Regions from separate parts of the Homo sapiens genome. Here region 2 is linked to region 1. The links are chromatin contacts, found by Hi-C in ENCODE. All regions are on one chromosome and are shown on one strand. The core of a region is the stretch at or near the end of the contact, and the rest is flanking DNA. Distances in the headings are between cores, read along the strand shown. Region 1 holds the start of ACAP2 (ArfGAP with coiled-coil, ankyrin repeat and PH domains 2). Region 2 holds the start of LINC01972 (long intergenic non-protein coding RNA 1972).

Region 1 (6,921 bases), core at 2,447-4,946:
TTTTGAAAGGCTTGTCAATATTTGAAAACAGGGAGATTTCACATGAAAATCTGGCTGTTTGGCGTCTCTCATTAAATCTGAGGTCTGGTATGGCAGGAACTGACTGGAGCTGAGAAGGACACAGGGCACATGCTTTCTGTTCGTCATAGCCTCCACCACCGCATGCTGCTCACACCTGGAAAGTTTCATTGTTTTATATTACCCACTGGGAGCCTCTAGAGGAATCAGTAGCAATGATAGATTGTATGCAAACCAGGTTCACAGGGGAACAGAACCTAGAGGAAAGCAGAAAGGAAAGTTGATGGGGTTGGGCAAGTAGGAAAGAGAGAGGATGCAGATGACAAGAGAGAAAACCAGTCCTAAGAGTTGCCTGAGTTTCTGCCCTTGTCAGTTCCAGTAGTGCCCACAGTCACCCTCATTGTAATTTCCTTTTCTTGAGATAATTTGCAACGCAATTAGCCAGGCTAAGGCAGGGAGTTACTAGAAATTGCTGGATAACAGCAACAAGGAAAGTAAGACAGTGTAAGCCTTTTGCTGACTATGTATCCTGACCAAGGAGTACCAGGGAGGAGAGATTGAACAACCTCTGCTCAAGAGGATGTATGGTCAACAATGTTCTCAGAGGAAATCAGCAGCTTTCTATGAAGAACTATGGGTGTCCAGGGTTCCAGAGGGTTTGTAGAGAGGGACTGAGAAGTTTGGGGAGAAGAAATTTGGAAGACATTTAAAGTTTGGTACTTTATATTCTTTTAGAGTGCAGACTGGGCCTAGTAAGGAACTTTTACTGTGTGTTGAATAGAGAGGTTTGTATTTCGGCCAAGAAAGCTTCCTGAGGGGGTGGCATAAGAGTGGTGTTTTAAAGAGAAGATGAAAGGGAGATTGCTACACGGGCAGACAGAGTTACAACTGCAAAGGCAGAATTCTTAAGGGGAGGGAGGACAGTTAGTAGTTCGGATCTGGCATCAGGCAGCCTGTGTTTGGCCTGAGTCACCTGGTAATTTATTTTCATATGTTGGGACCTTGGTTTCCATTATTATATAAAAATACAAAAATTAGCCAGGTGTGGTGGTGCATGCTTGTAATCCCAACTACTCGGGAGGCTGAGACAGGAGAATCACTTGAACCTGGGAGGCAGAGGTTGCAGTGAGCCAAGATTGTGCCACTGCACTCCAGCCTGGGTGGTAGAGCAAAACTTCTTCTCAAAAAAAAAAAAAAAGATGAGGATAATAATATTGTATTTCTTTTATTCTAAGACCCACTGCTCCCACCCCATCCCACTTTAATGTTTCTTTATTTAGGACCTATCTTAGAATTGACACCCCCAAATGCTTGCTTTATCACAGGGCAAGGAAGAAAAATTGTGACAGTGTTATCACTAACTGGGTATATGCAAATTTAGCCATCCACAGAAAGATGTTCACTTGGTAATTAGCTTAGTTATTTGCCTTTGTGGTGCCATGCAGTTGAATATTAATTTGAACCCCAAAGTGTCACTTTAGGTATCTTCTAAAAGGCTACACTGTGATTAAGTATTAAAATAATAAGTTATTGTATATGCAGATTAGCTGTCACACATCAGGAACGCAACCAAATATAGTAGAGATTGCCAACTGTCTTGGTAAATTTGACATTGAAGTTACAATGTTAGGGAAGGTTGGCCTGACCACTAATGTGCTTGAGGACCCTGAACATTTAACAGTCAATAGTCTGTTTTTAGCTATCAAGAAAAGCTGTGTGGTTTCCAGGAATACACAATTAAAAAAGAAATCAAGTTTATAAGCAAAGAATAAATGAATATAATGCTTCTATATTCTCTGAAATGCCTCAGAATTATACTGTTAATTTTCCTTTTTCCTTTTTTTTTCTTTTGATACAGTGTTTTGCTCTGTCTACCCAGGCTGGAGTGCAGTGGCACAATCATGGCTCACTGCAGTCTTGACTTCCTAGGCTTAAGTGACCCTTCCACCTCAGCCTCATGAGTAACTGGGACTATAGGCATGTGCCTGGCTAATTTTTTGTATATTTTTGTAGAGTTGTAGAGACAGGATTTCACCATGTTGCCCAGGCTGGTCTGGAACTCCTGGAGCAAGGAATCTGCTCACCTCGGCCTCCCAAAGTGCTGGGATTACAGGTGTGAGCCACCATGCCCTGTCTATACTGTTAATTTCTAAAGATGCTAAAGAGATCAAGATATCTCTTGATGGGTTACGAAAAACAGTATGTCATCACGCTATACTTAGCCAGACGGTCAGAAAGTTATATTAAGACTTTAGAAGGCTGGGTGTGTGGCTCACACCTGTAATCTCAGCATTTTGGGAGGCTGAGACAGAAGGATCACTTGAGGCCATGAGTTTGAGACCAGCCTGGGGAACGGAACGAAATTGTTTGATTGTTTTTGAGACAAACAAAAACTTCAGACAGTGAAAGTGAGAGAACTTAGACTTAAGCCCTTTGATTATAGTACTGAAGAGGCAAATGGTACAATTAAAATAGCCAACATTTACTGAATGATCGATATGTGGCACTGTGTTAACCGGACAACTTCATCAGATCTGTGTGTTATGTTCATTTTAAAGTGAGAAAGCTGGGACCTAAATCCAGGAAGTTTGCCTCCAGATTCTCACTCAGAGCCACTATGCTGTTAGAACACCCTGTATATTCATTTTTATAGATACGCCCGTGTTTTTTAGGTTGGCTTAAAAATTACTCATTACATATAAGACATCTTTGTACTTTTTACAATCAATGGCATCTTAAAATGAAGGAGTATGGTAAATACCTGCCGTGAGGATCAGATGATAAGTATCTTAAAGTGCTTCTAGAAAAAGTGTGGATTAGAGGGGCAGGTGTTGCAAGGTGAGTACGATGAGCCTGGTCTTCAGAACCCCACCATGGCAGAACAGTGAAAACCACCAGGAGCAAAGTGTCAGTGAGGGGGAATGCTTTCGGCAGTTTTGAGAGGAGTTCCTCCACACGAAGCACCCTACCTCCCATACCTGCCTAAATCTTTCTATGTCCAACCCAAACGGCAGCTCCTTCAGGAAGTGGTCTCTGGCTATATGAGAAGATGTACATGGGAGCAATTTCCAGATTATGAAGCTATGGAACAAATACATGAAAGATGGATTTTATCACTAAAGTTATCCTCGCTCCTCTTCTGGCCTCAGTTTCTCTAAACTGAAAGGAATAGGTGGCTTAGCCTATCTCTTCCTTTTATAATTTCTGCCTCTAACCTCTTCAGATTTCTGCCAATCTGCTTTGAAAAGCAAATTTCCTTCCTCAGACCTGCAGGAGACTGCTCCTCTGGGCTGGCAGCTCAGCAGGGCGGGGCTCGGGGAGCAGGAGAAGAGGCGGGGGCTCGGAGGGAAGCGCGGCCGCAGCCACGTGACTTCCTTCCCAAGGAACCTCAGCTGCCGGCCTCCCAGCAACCGGTGCGTCCCGCCTAGCGACGCCCGCGCATCCCGGTTGGCCCTCGGGGGCGGTTGTGGCAAGGAGGTGCCCACGGTCGCGCTGCTCATTGGCTCGGGTTGCCGTCGCTCAGACCCGTTGCCCGGGCGCCCGCAGGCGGTGCTGCCGGATGCCCCGCCCCTTGGCCGCCAGGTTCGTGGCTGGCTGGCCGCTGCTGTCACTCCCCGGCCGTTTCCCTGCGGCCAGCGCTCTACTTGGGGCGGGAGGAAGAGGGGCGGGACTGGGGCCTGACTAGTCGTCGCCGTCTTCGCGGCTGCTATGACCAGCGGGCGAGGCGCCCTTCGCAGCTCCGCGCAACGCTAGTCGCGGCCGTGCGCCCGCCGTAGCCGTCTGCGTCCCAGCGCGGCCGCTCCCGCGGCCCCCTCGGCTTTGCCAGCGCCGCCTGCGAGGCGGAGGCAGGATGAAGATGACTGTGGATTTCGAGGAGTGTCTGAAGGACTCGCCCCGCTTCAGGTAACCGGCACGGCCGCCCGGCGTCACCGCGGAGCTGCCTTCCCGGCGCTGGGGGCGTGAAAGCCGGGCCCGCGCACCCGGAGGAGGCCCCGCCGTCCGCTCCTTCCGACGGGGCGAGCGGCTGTTGCCGCCGTTTCCCACCCTGCGAGGGCACTGCAGTCCCCACCGAGCCCTCCCGAGGGGCGACGAAGTGGCGGGGACGGGGACGTCGCCTCTCATTTCTTTCCTTGCCCTCTGCCGGGGCGGAGCGCCCCGAAGGCCGGCGCACCCTCTCCCGCTGGGGGAAATGGGGTGCAGCCGCGCTCCCGAAGTCCCGTCCCCTTCGCGGGCGCTCGCTCTCGCCCCCTTCCTCCTCTGGCTGCTCTTCCTTCCCCCTTCCTTCCGCCCCTTCTTGGTTTCCACCCCCTCCCCACCCCCTCTTTGAGGGAGCTTTCAGGGCATCCTCTTGCAGTTCATTTAGTTCCTCTTTGCGCTTTTCTGCCCCCCTTCCCCGGGGAGGAGAGAGTAGGGGGCGAACTGGGACGCCGACTTCTGCTTCGCGGTGCCCCCGGCCAGAGCGACTCTCCGGAGGGCGCCCGCGGTGGATGCGTGCGGGAATCGCGGGGGGAAGCGCTGTGATCAACCGCATTCCGTGGACCCTAGTTGGTGACTACCTGCTTTTCTTTCCACTTAAGCTCGTTGAAGGGGGCACAGCTGTCGAGAGGTACCGGGCTGAGGGCGGAGGACTAGCAGAAAAGTGCATTTCTGTTTTGAGAACGGAAGTAGGAGGGCCGTGAAGATTGCCTGTGTGTTCCTCTTCCAGCAGCCTCTGCCCAGGAGGGCCCGGATCACAGTCGGATGCTCCCAGTGGATCTGTCACAGAGTTGACATGGGGGCACTCCGATTCACATGGGTTGCCCTTCTTTCTATGTGAGAGGCGGTCGTCCTGAGGCCGTCCAGGACACAGGTTCTTTCTGTTTTGAGGATAGTAGGAAAGTCTTGAGTTGTTTTGGACAATGGAGTTTTTCTAGGTTGCGTTTTACAGTGTATTTATTTACAGGGCTGGTCATAGTCCTTACAAATATAAGGCCTTAACACTTCCGTTAGATAGTGACATTTCTTGAAGCTTCCTCTGAGCACTGGCGTGTGTGTGCCCGCTAATGTCTGGGCCAAGCCTGGATTGTAAATTGCATCCTCTGCCTGGGAACTAACTGTTCTCATCCTTAACACTGTTAATTGGATTTCTTATTCTCCTTTCAGCGAAAAAGAAAAGAATTGTAAAACTAAGGAACTGCTACTTAGAGAAAATTTAAGAACGCTTTTTGCGTTTGCCCTTTGATGATTTTTGGGTATTAATTTTATTGGAGCCTAGGGCTATTATTTAAAAAAACCCACTTCCTTTGATAGCTGTTGTTGCGATTCATTTTTGAAACTTTTATGTTCTGCATTATTGAAGGACTCAAGAGACACAAATAGATTTCCTAGGACAGGCGTGCAGGTTGGTTTCCAGGACAGCATGGCAAGTGGAGTAATTTTTAAAGTGCACCTTAGAAAGTTCAGCTTTTTGTGAAATTTTGTTACTATGACTCAGCTATTTATTTTTAAGTGAAATAATCACAGCATTTTTCCCTTAGAAGATGTAGCTTTGAACTCCCTTTGTTTCACATTAATTTTTTTTTTTTTTTAAGTTGAGAGAAGTGATTTGGAAATACTTCTAGCTACTGGGGTTGGTCACAAACCATGTGATGTCTTTGTTTTTGAAATAAAGAAATCATTGAATATAAAATAAGAGGGCAACATACTGATTAAGTTGTAGGGAATATTATAGTGAACTTTTGTTAAACTTGATTGTAACATAAATTCTATGTTAATTAAAATATTACAGGTTTTCAGGAGTTGTTTCCCATATTCCAATTATTGTTAGCTGCAAATTGGGAAGAGATGCCAAAATTTCAATAACTTCAACATCTTATATACATTTTGGGGACAAATTAGATTTGCAATAGAGGGAAGACTGCCGAGAAATAGAAGTTTCATTATTCATATTCTTAATTTTTTATAGTTTTTCCATAATCCTATTACTATGAGGATCTGTATAGCATTTGAAAAGAATATTTGAGAAGTCTTCATTCACATGTTGTATGTATAAGAAGAGCTTTACTTTTGAGAGTATTGTGTATGTTGAGTGATAGTGAAACTTGTATCAAAATAAAAAGCTTGTGAGGCCTGGGCTTGTTTTTTGGTAGTAAGGCAGCTGCACTTGTGTCCTGATCTATTGGGCTGTCTTTAAATTAATACGTGTCTTTATTCATAAATGAATCTTGTGGCATTTAAGTCTAGTGTGTGCACATAACTGTCTTGGTGCTGTAGAATTAATGCAAAAGGCACATCTTGCTGATGAAAATTTCACCACTGTTCAAGCTTTAAACATCTATTTTCCTGTTAAATCAATGAGGAGAATACAAGGGGACTGGTTGAAATAGGGAGAAGGATGTTGCATTTGCAACATTGTCTTTTGTAATTTGAATAGTCAATGGTTACTTTTACATCCCAGTGAACATTTTTTTTTTGTTTTGGATTGGAGGGCACATTTCGTTGTATAATTTTGGGTTCCCTTTTTGGTTTTTTAAATACCAGTTTAAAATCAGCTTAAAGGTCAAAATCTTGTTCATCTAAAATCTAAAAACCTTGTTCATCTAAAAATCTACAGGAATGTAAAGTGCCTAAGTATACTTTTTTTTGAGTGGAAATTTTGCATTTTGGCCAAAATATGTTGAAGTTGGAATTTGTTTGGGCCCTTAATTGTATGTAGTTGCATGTAGTAGGTCTTTAAAATTTTACAAAACCTCCGTAAAAGTACTGCTTTTCTTTTACTTAAACATACTCTTGGGCTGAACACTGTGGCTCACATCTGTAATCCCAGCACTTTGGGAGGTGGAGGACGGCGGATCACTTAAGGTCAGGAGTTTGACACCAGCCTGGCCAACATGGTAAAACCCCATCTCTACTAAAAATACAAAA
Region 2 (6,921 bases), core at 2,626-5,125, 670 kb after region 1:
TTGACCAGCCCAACTTCCTTGTGTTCTAAGTGGTGGAACAGTGCCCCAGAGAGGGGATGTGGCCTCCCTAAATGCTAAGATGAGCCAGGACTCCTGCTCCTGGACCCAAGTGCCAGGACTAAAAGACTAGAGGGGGAACTTACACAGGGGAAAGGTGGCCTTAGGGCAGGCAGTGAGCCAAGAACCCCTTCCCAGGAGCTGGACCCAGAGTGATTCTTCAGTCCCTCCCAATAATGTCCCTGGGAATAAAACTCCCCATCTCCCGACGCCCTTCTCCATATATCCAAACCCTGCACATCCCACAAGGCTCACCTCAGATGCCAGCTCCTCCTTTCATCTTCCCATCAAACACCCCGACTCTAACCAGACGTGAGCTCTCTGGCCTCTTGGGGACTCTGCACTTCTTCATGGCTCAGGTCAGACTGCATCTGGAATTACAGTTAGATGTGCGTATACCTTCTTGATGACCCCTGACCATGAATTCCTTGGGCTTATCTTGCTCCTTCTCCTGACTCCCTCGCTCAATGCCCAGCCTAGGACCTGACTCAAATGCATTCAACAAACACAGGCTGGATTGCTGACATCCCTTTGCTTTTTGCCCACTAGCATTACAAGACCACATTGCTTACTGTTAGCCAGCACCAGGGCCTTCCCCACAAAGCAGACATACTTCCCTGTCTCCTTTCCACTTCTTTTGGATGAACAAGAACAGCCTCTTGCGCCTCCTTATTGCAAACTTCCTGGACACCCCCCACTGTCTCAGATAATCACCAGGGCTGAGGGGCATTCTCCAAAGCCCAGGAGGCCCTCAGTAGATAGGGTGTTGTTTGATGGACAGCTTTCCCTCCTGCGAAGCCCTGGTGAACAGCTCTAATGTCACCAGCAACTGCCATCTGACTCCCTAACACTGGCTGGAAGTCTTTTCCTATTTGCCCCCAGGAATGCCAAACTCAGTGAGCTGAGCTCTTCTTACAGCTGTCTGACTCCTTTGCATCAAACATTCCTCCTGAGATTGTAAGAACTAGAATGACTAGTTCCAGCCACTCACCTTCTTCTGCCTATGAGGAAGAATCCAATTAATGCCAAAATAGCCTATACTGTTCCAAAAGTCTGGCCTTTTCCAAAAACCCTAGCTCTTTCCACAAAGAAGCTCAAGAAGCTCCAGAAGAAATTCAGTGTTCTCCTCAAAAGCAGACACCAACTTGGTGGACCATAGGTGCATCCTGCAGAATCCCTAACAAGTAAGTGATTCAGAATGGAGGGGCTGAAAGAGAAGCAAATAGCCCCATGAGCCTGAGCCAGAGAAGCGGATGCTTGCAGACCTTGGAGAAAGTTTTCACCACCCTCATCAGCCCCATGGTTTCCCATTGTCTACAAAAAAGTTAGATTATTTTGTTCAGGATTCAGATACTTCACATCATGACTCCTATCATTCTAGTCTCATCTCCTTCTAAACTTCCAAGCCACTAGCCCCCTTGGAGCATTCATGCCTTTCAAATACACCCAACCCATTCCATTTACATGTTTTGTTCCAGCTACTGAAACATCTTTTATCTTAGGTTGGATTCTCAGACCCTTAGACAAGGATTCAAGTGCAAGTATATTTGGGACAGAAAAAACCAGCAGGATAGTGGGGAACAAAAAGAAGTCAATAAAGGGTACTTTTTTCAGCAGGTTCCCATTGTAGCAACTAACAGTTGATCCTACCTGGGAGACAGTGTAGGGCTCACTTCAGAATTGTCCTCAGCCAAGAGTAGAGAGAGGAAGTTGTGGGTATTTGTCCACCACTCCCATCAGTCACAGGTGTGGGTTTCTGCTGGGCGGGAGGGACATGGACTCTTCGGCATGCAAGTTCAGCTTGCACCAGTGAAAAGCCAAGGGGACACGGGCAGTGGGCCAAGGGGTCTGCTCCCCCTTTACGTCCCTCCTCCTTTCCCCACCACCACTTTTTAGTTTACCCAAATGACCCACTCATCAGGGTTCAATGCCATCTCCTCCCAAAAGCTTTTCTAACCTTTCATCAGAACCAATGACTCTTTCCTTTGGTTTCCACAAACAATCAGAGTACAACTGTGAGAAAAATCCTTTAGGTTTTACCCTTCACTCTGCTTAAGAGTGAAAGTCTTAATTGACAACTGGGCAGAATGGTGTTGGCGCGGCCAGGCGCGGTGGCTCATGCCTGTAATCCCAGCACTTTGGGAGGCCGAGGCAGGCAGATCACGAGGTCAGGAGGTCACAAGGTCAGGAGATCGAGACCATCCTGGCCAACATGATGAAACCCTGTCTCTACTAATAATACAAAAAATTAGCTGGGCATGGTAGCACGCGCCTGTAGTCCCAGCTACTCGGGAGGCTGAGGCAGGAGAATGGTGTGAACCCGGGAGGCAGAGGTTGCAGTGAGCCAAGATTGCACCACTTCACTCCAGCCTGGGCAACAGAGTAAGACTCTGTCTCAAAAAAAAAAAAAAAGAAAGAAAGAATGGTGTTGGCTCTCGTTCTCATTCCTTGATTTATTTCCTTTCTGCTTTGCATGAGGTGGTGTCTGTGACCCATGTACTCATAGCAAGTCTTTGAACCCATCAACATTAGAAATTAGAAAATACCTCTCAAAAAGCAGCATTGATTCTGTTGCCTAAATATATTCTTATTGCAAAAATAAAAATGTAAATGATGTCATTTGAAGCAGTGCATGGTTATTGCTCTTATAATACAATAGTAAGTCTTATTTGCATAAAGAGATATCTACAGTCCTATAAAAGTAAGAATGAATACCTAAATCCAAACTGCTCCTTCAAGTTACCTGGAACTGTGATATTTGCATACACCGAACCATCTACTCTTGTTCTGAAGAGGAGAGAATGAAAACTAAAGGAAACAAAGAATCAAAGAAGCCTTGAACCCACGGTGAGTGGAACCCTGAAGTGATCGGAGGACAGACTGGCATGTGGCAACCTTATTCTGTTCCTTCAAAGCAGCTACTGAATGTTGCGGTGAGCCCGGGAAGAGGACTGTCCTGCCTGCAGTCCTACAGAGGGAAGAGCTGTGCTTAATAAGTTAAAAAGCTGGGGCTTCTACCAAGCCACAGAAGAAGCCGGAGACAGTGTGTGCACATCTGCAAGCAAACAGACGCGTGTCTAACCCGGGGCGGCCGCGCTTCCCCTGCTTAGAAATCCATCATCTACAAGGGGTGGGGCCTGAGGAGCGCAACTCTCACTTGTTACTTTAGAAATCAATCATCTACAAGGGGTGGGGCCTGAGGAGAGCGGGCTTCCCCTGCTTAGAAATCAATCATCCAGAAGGGGTGGGGCCTGAGGAGCTTGGCTCTCACTTGTTACTTTAGAAATCAATCATCTACAAGGGGTGGGACCTGAGGAGGGCGGGCTTCCCCTACTTAGAAATCAATCACCCACAGGGGGTGGGGCCTGAGGAGCGCGGCTCTCACATGTTACTTGAGTTTTACCCAGCAGGTGGGAAGTCCAGAAGGCTGACTCGGTCTCTAAAATGCAGCAGAACCTGTGGCGACCACAGCCACCCAACAGCAAAAGAGGCAGCAGAGGCTGGGTGAGCACAGGACTGAGAATTCATGGAGAAAGTTCTTGAATTTAAGGGAGAGGTGAGACCATTTAATTGGCCAAAAAGGCCCAACTCTAAGAGCCGACCTGCAAGAAGCCAGCCCGGCAGCTTCTCCCATCACCACTCCCAGCTGCAGGTGGGCTGCCTGCTGTCCTTACCTCCCAGACAAGGGGGATCATGTCCTCCTTGGGGTCACCGTGGACCAGTGCGCACTTCTGTGGCCTGTTTTGCTCGCTGCACTTACCTACTGTGACACCACTGTTGCCGACACAGCCACCTCCGTGCGGGGGGTCCCTGGGGCAGACGCCCTGCTATCCTCATCTTAGGATACCCAGTTCCCAACACAGTGCCTGCTGCAAATTATCAGTAATAACAGTAAGTCTTTGTCACGTAATGAGTTACCTTTCAGTCTCTCTGCAGTCTCTTTCCTCCCAATGCCCCTTGGCTGCTCCCGAAGCCCTGACTCCTGACCTCCTGCCCCTTCTGTCTCCAGGGCCATTAACTCCCCTGCTGGTCCCTATCCATGGAGCCCATTGACAGATGAGTTTGATTCTGGACCTAAGAAGGACAGTTAACAGACACAGATATCTTTTAAGGTGAGGAGTGGGTATCGGATACCTGAAAGAGAAAAAGCCTACCAAAACCAACCTTATCTTCCTACCAATCTACCCACTAAGAGAGAGAAACCAGAATATTTTTGCCGGAGAATTATAATAGAGACTCACATCTACCCTCCTTCCTTCACTCAAAAGCCCTGCCCATCCCTCAGCACACATCTCAAAGAGGAACTGCCCCATGAAGCATTCCTGATCCCCAGCCAGGTGTGATGGTCTGTCCTGCGAGCCCCCCACAAGGTACCTTTTCTATGGCACTCACAATTTACTGCCTTCTACTGGATTATCAGTGACCAGACTACAGGTCCTGGTGGGCAGGGGCTGGGTCTGATTCACTGTGGTCCCACCTCACCCCAGCTCTACTCCCACCCCAGGCCCTGCCCAAGACGGGAGGTAAGCTGACTACATTGGTTTGAATAGGGTAAAAGGAAGGACAGCCAAGAGCATAATGCGGCTCAGATGAATTTCAGTTTAACTTTCCCAGAAGTTAAACTTCCCACTCATCAAGGTTCAATGCCTTCTCCTCCCAAAAGCTTTTCTAACCTTTCGTCAGAACCCATGACTCTTTCCTTTGGTTTCCGCAATCAGAGTACAACTGTTGGAAAAATCCTTTAGGTTTTGCCCTTCACCCTCTTAAGAGTGAAAGTCTTCATTGACAACTGGGCAGAATGGTGTTGGCTCTGAGCCAGCCTCTGAGTTCTGAGGCTGAGGGAGGTGCTATCCACCTGGCCCAGGACCTCCCGTCCTGGGCTCTTGGCAAGGCAGCTGACTCTCCCTGTCCTCTCCTAGCCCTACCACAACATTCCTGGGCATATCATCCCACTCACAAGGAGGATTCTTCTAGTGTTTATGAAGGCAGGGTTGGGCAAGACCCGAGAAGTGAGGAGCTAACAGACGGCTCTCCCCCAAGGCTGGTGTCCCCTCCTGCAGCATGGCTGCCAACTAGCCCCCCAGCCTCGGCTGCAACAACCCCACCCATGGGGAGCTAACAGCACTGCTCTTAGACAGCGGCGTCCGTGGGGCACTTTGCTTAGACCCACATCCTCCCTCCCAGCCCAGTTCCACCTCTTTGGGCTGCACAGAATGAATCTGCTTCCTTCCCCAGGTAGCCCCCTTCGGATATCTGGGACAGCTCTCGTGTCCTGTTGTGTCTTTCTCCAGTGTACACATTCTAGGCTCTCACAGTGTTTTTCACTTTGTCCCAGCAAGGCTATTGTTTTTAAGTGCTCTTGAAAGAACCTTCTCTGCAAGGTCAAATAGAAATGAGTAGTCAAGTTAGCACTGACCCGACCCCTCGTTGCATCTCAGCAAGAGCAAATACTTTCACATCTCTCCAGTGGTGCAAAACTAACTGGCAAGAGTCACATTCACACACACACTTGCTCAAATTATGCCAATAAAAGGAAGTTGCGAAAGTGTGAAGACAGCGTAAGGTTTCTGGTTTCGTAGAAAAACAGAGGGGTTAGCCCCCAATTCAAATTTTTTTTCTTTGATCTATGTTTAAAGAAAGCCCTGAGAGGACGGAGAGAGGTTGATTAACCGGTCAAATATACAATTAGATCGAAGAAATAAGACCTAGTGTTGGATAGATCAGCAGGATGACTATAGTTTACAATAATCTATTGTACATTCCAAAACAGTTAGATAGGAATAATTTGAATGATTATAGCATAAAGAAAAGGCAAATATTTAAGGTGGTGGATATCTGAATCACCCGGATTTGATGTTTACACACTATGTCAACATACCAAATTATCAAAGGTATCCCAAAAATATGTATACCTATTATGCATCAATTTTATTTTTTTTATTTCAATAGCTTTAGGGGTACAAGTGGTTTTTGGTTCCATGGATGAATTGTATAATGGTGAAGGCTGAGATTTTAGTGCACCCATCACCTGAGTAGTGTACACTGTACCCAATATGTAGGGTTTTTTTGTTTTGTTTTGTGGTTTGTCTTTGTTGTTGTTGTTGTTTTGTTTGTTTGTTTGTTTGAGATGGAGTTTCGCTCTTGTTGCCCAAGCTGGAGTGCAATGGCACAATCTCGGCTCACTGCAACCTCCACCTTCCAGGTTCAAGCGATTCTCCTGCCTCAGCCTCCTGAGTAGCTGGGATTACAGGCGCCTGCCACCATGCCCAACTAATTTTTTGTATTTTTAGTAGAGATGGGATTTCACTATGTTGGCCAGGCTGGTCTCGAACTCCTGACCTCAGGTGATCCAACCACCTCAGCCTCCCAAAATGCTGGGATTACAGGCTTGAGCCACTGCGCCTGGCCCCAATATGTAGTTTTTTATCCCTCACCTCCCTCCCTCCCTGCATCTGAGTCTCCAAAATTCATTATACCACTCTGTGTGTCTGTGTGTACCCATAGCTTAGCTTAGCTCTCACTTATAAGTGAGAACACATGCTATTTGGTTTTCCATTCCTGAGTTACTTCACTTAGGATAGTGACCTCCAGGTCCATCCCAGTTGCTGCAAAAGATGTTATTTCATTGTTTTTATGACTGAGTAGTATTCCATGGTGTATATGTGATATATTATGCATCAATTTAAAAAAAAAAATAAAGAAACCTAAGCGTGTAGTGTAAGAACTCTGAGAGCCAATCGCTCAATTGAAACTTTTCTTTGAGACCTTGGAGCAGGATTTGCAGGACCAAAGTGTGGGCCAATGAGGTGACAGACTGTCTCAAGAGAAAGAAGGGGAAATTGATGGTAGGAAAATTCATGATGA

The links. Hi-C counts contacts between places; a loop is a spot of excess contacts on that map. Pooled maps may share reads with other maps.
Region 2: a map of ascending aorta shows a loop between it and region 1 (7-fold over the local background). The contact joins the promoter of LINC01972 here to the promoter of ACAP2 in region 1. A Hi-C loop is called at or near these places in 4 of 168 maps with a recorded cell type or tissue (CD4-positive, alpha-beta memory T cell, CD8-positive, alpha-beta T cell, ascending aorta and 1 more), 3 of 37 single-sample maps with no recorded cell type and 17 of 50 pooled maps.

The regions. Positions count from the first base shown.
Region 1 is chr3:195,439,795-195,446,715 of GRCh38, reverse strand. ACAP2 (ArfGAP with coiled-coil, ankyrin repeat and PH domains 2) reads left to right here and starts at 3,696. Exons shown (of 23, transcript NM_012287.6): 1 at 3,696-3,921. The coding sequence starts at 3,869. RefSeq lists silencers at 3,332-3,831, 3,952-4,171, 4,192-4,241 and enhancers at 3,653-4,152, 4,692-4,781.
Region 2 is chr3:194,765,663-194,772,583 of GRCh38, reverse strand. LINC01972 (long intergenic non-protein coding RNA 1972) reads left to right here and starts at 3,875. Exons shown (of 3, transcript NR_146990.1): 1 at 3,875-3,948; 2 at 4,067-4,169. All of the region lies in intron 3 of LINC01968 (long intergenic non-protein coding RNA 1968), which reads right to left. LOC105374292 (a long non-coding RNA gene) reads right to left here. Exons shown (of 6, transcript XR_001741084.2): 3 at 313-428. RefSeq lists enhancers at 2,875-2,974, 3,090-3,384 and a silencer at 3,145-3,244.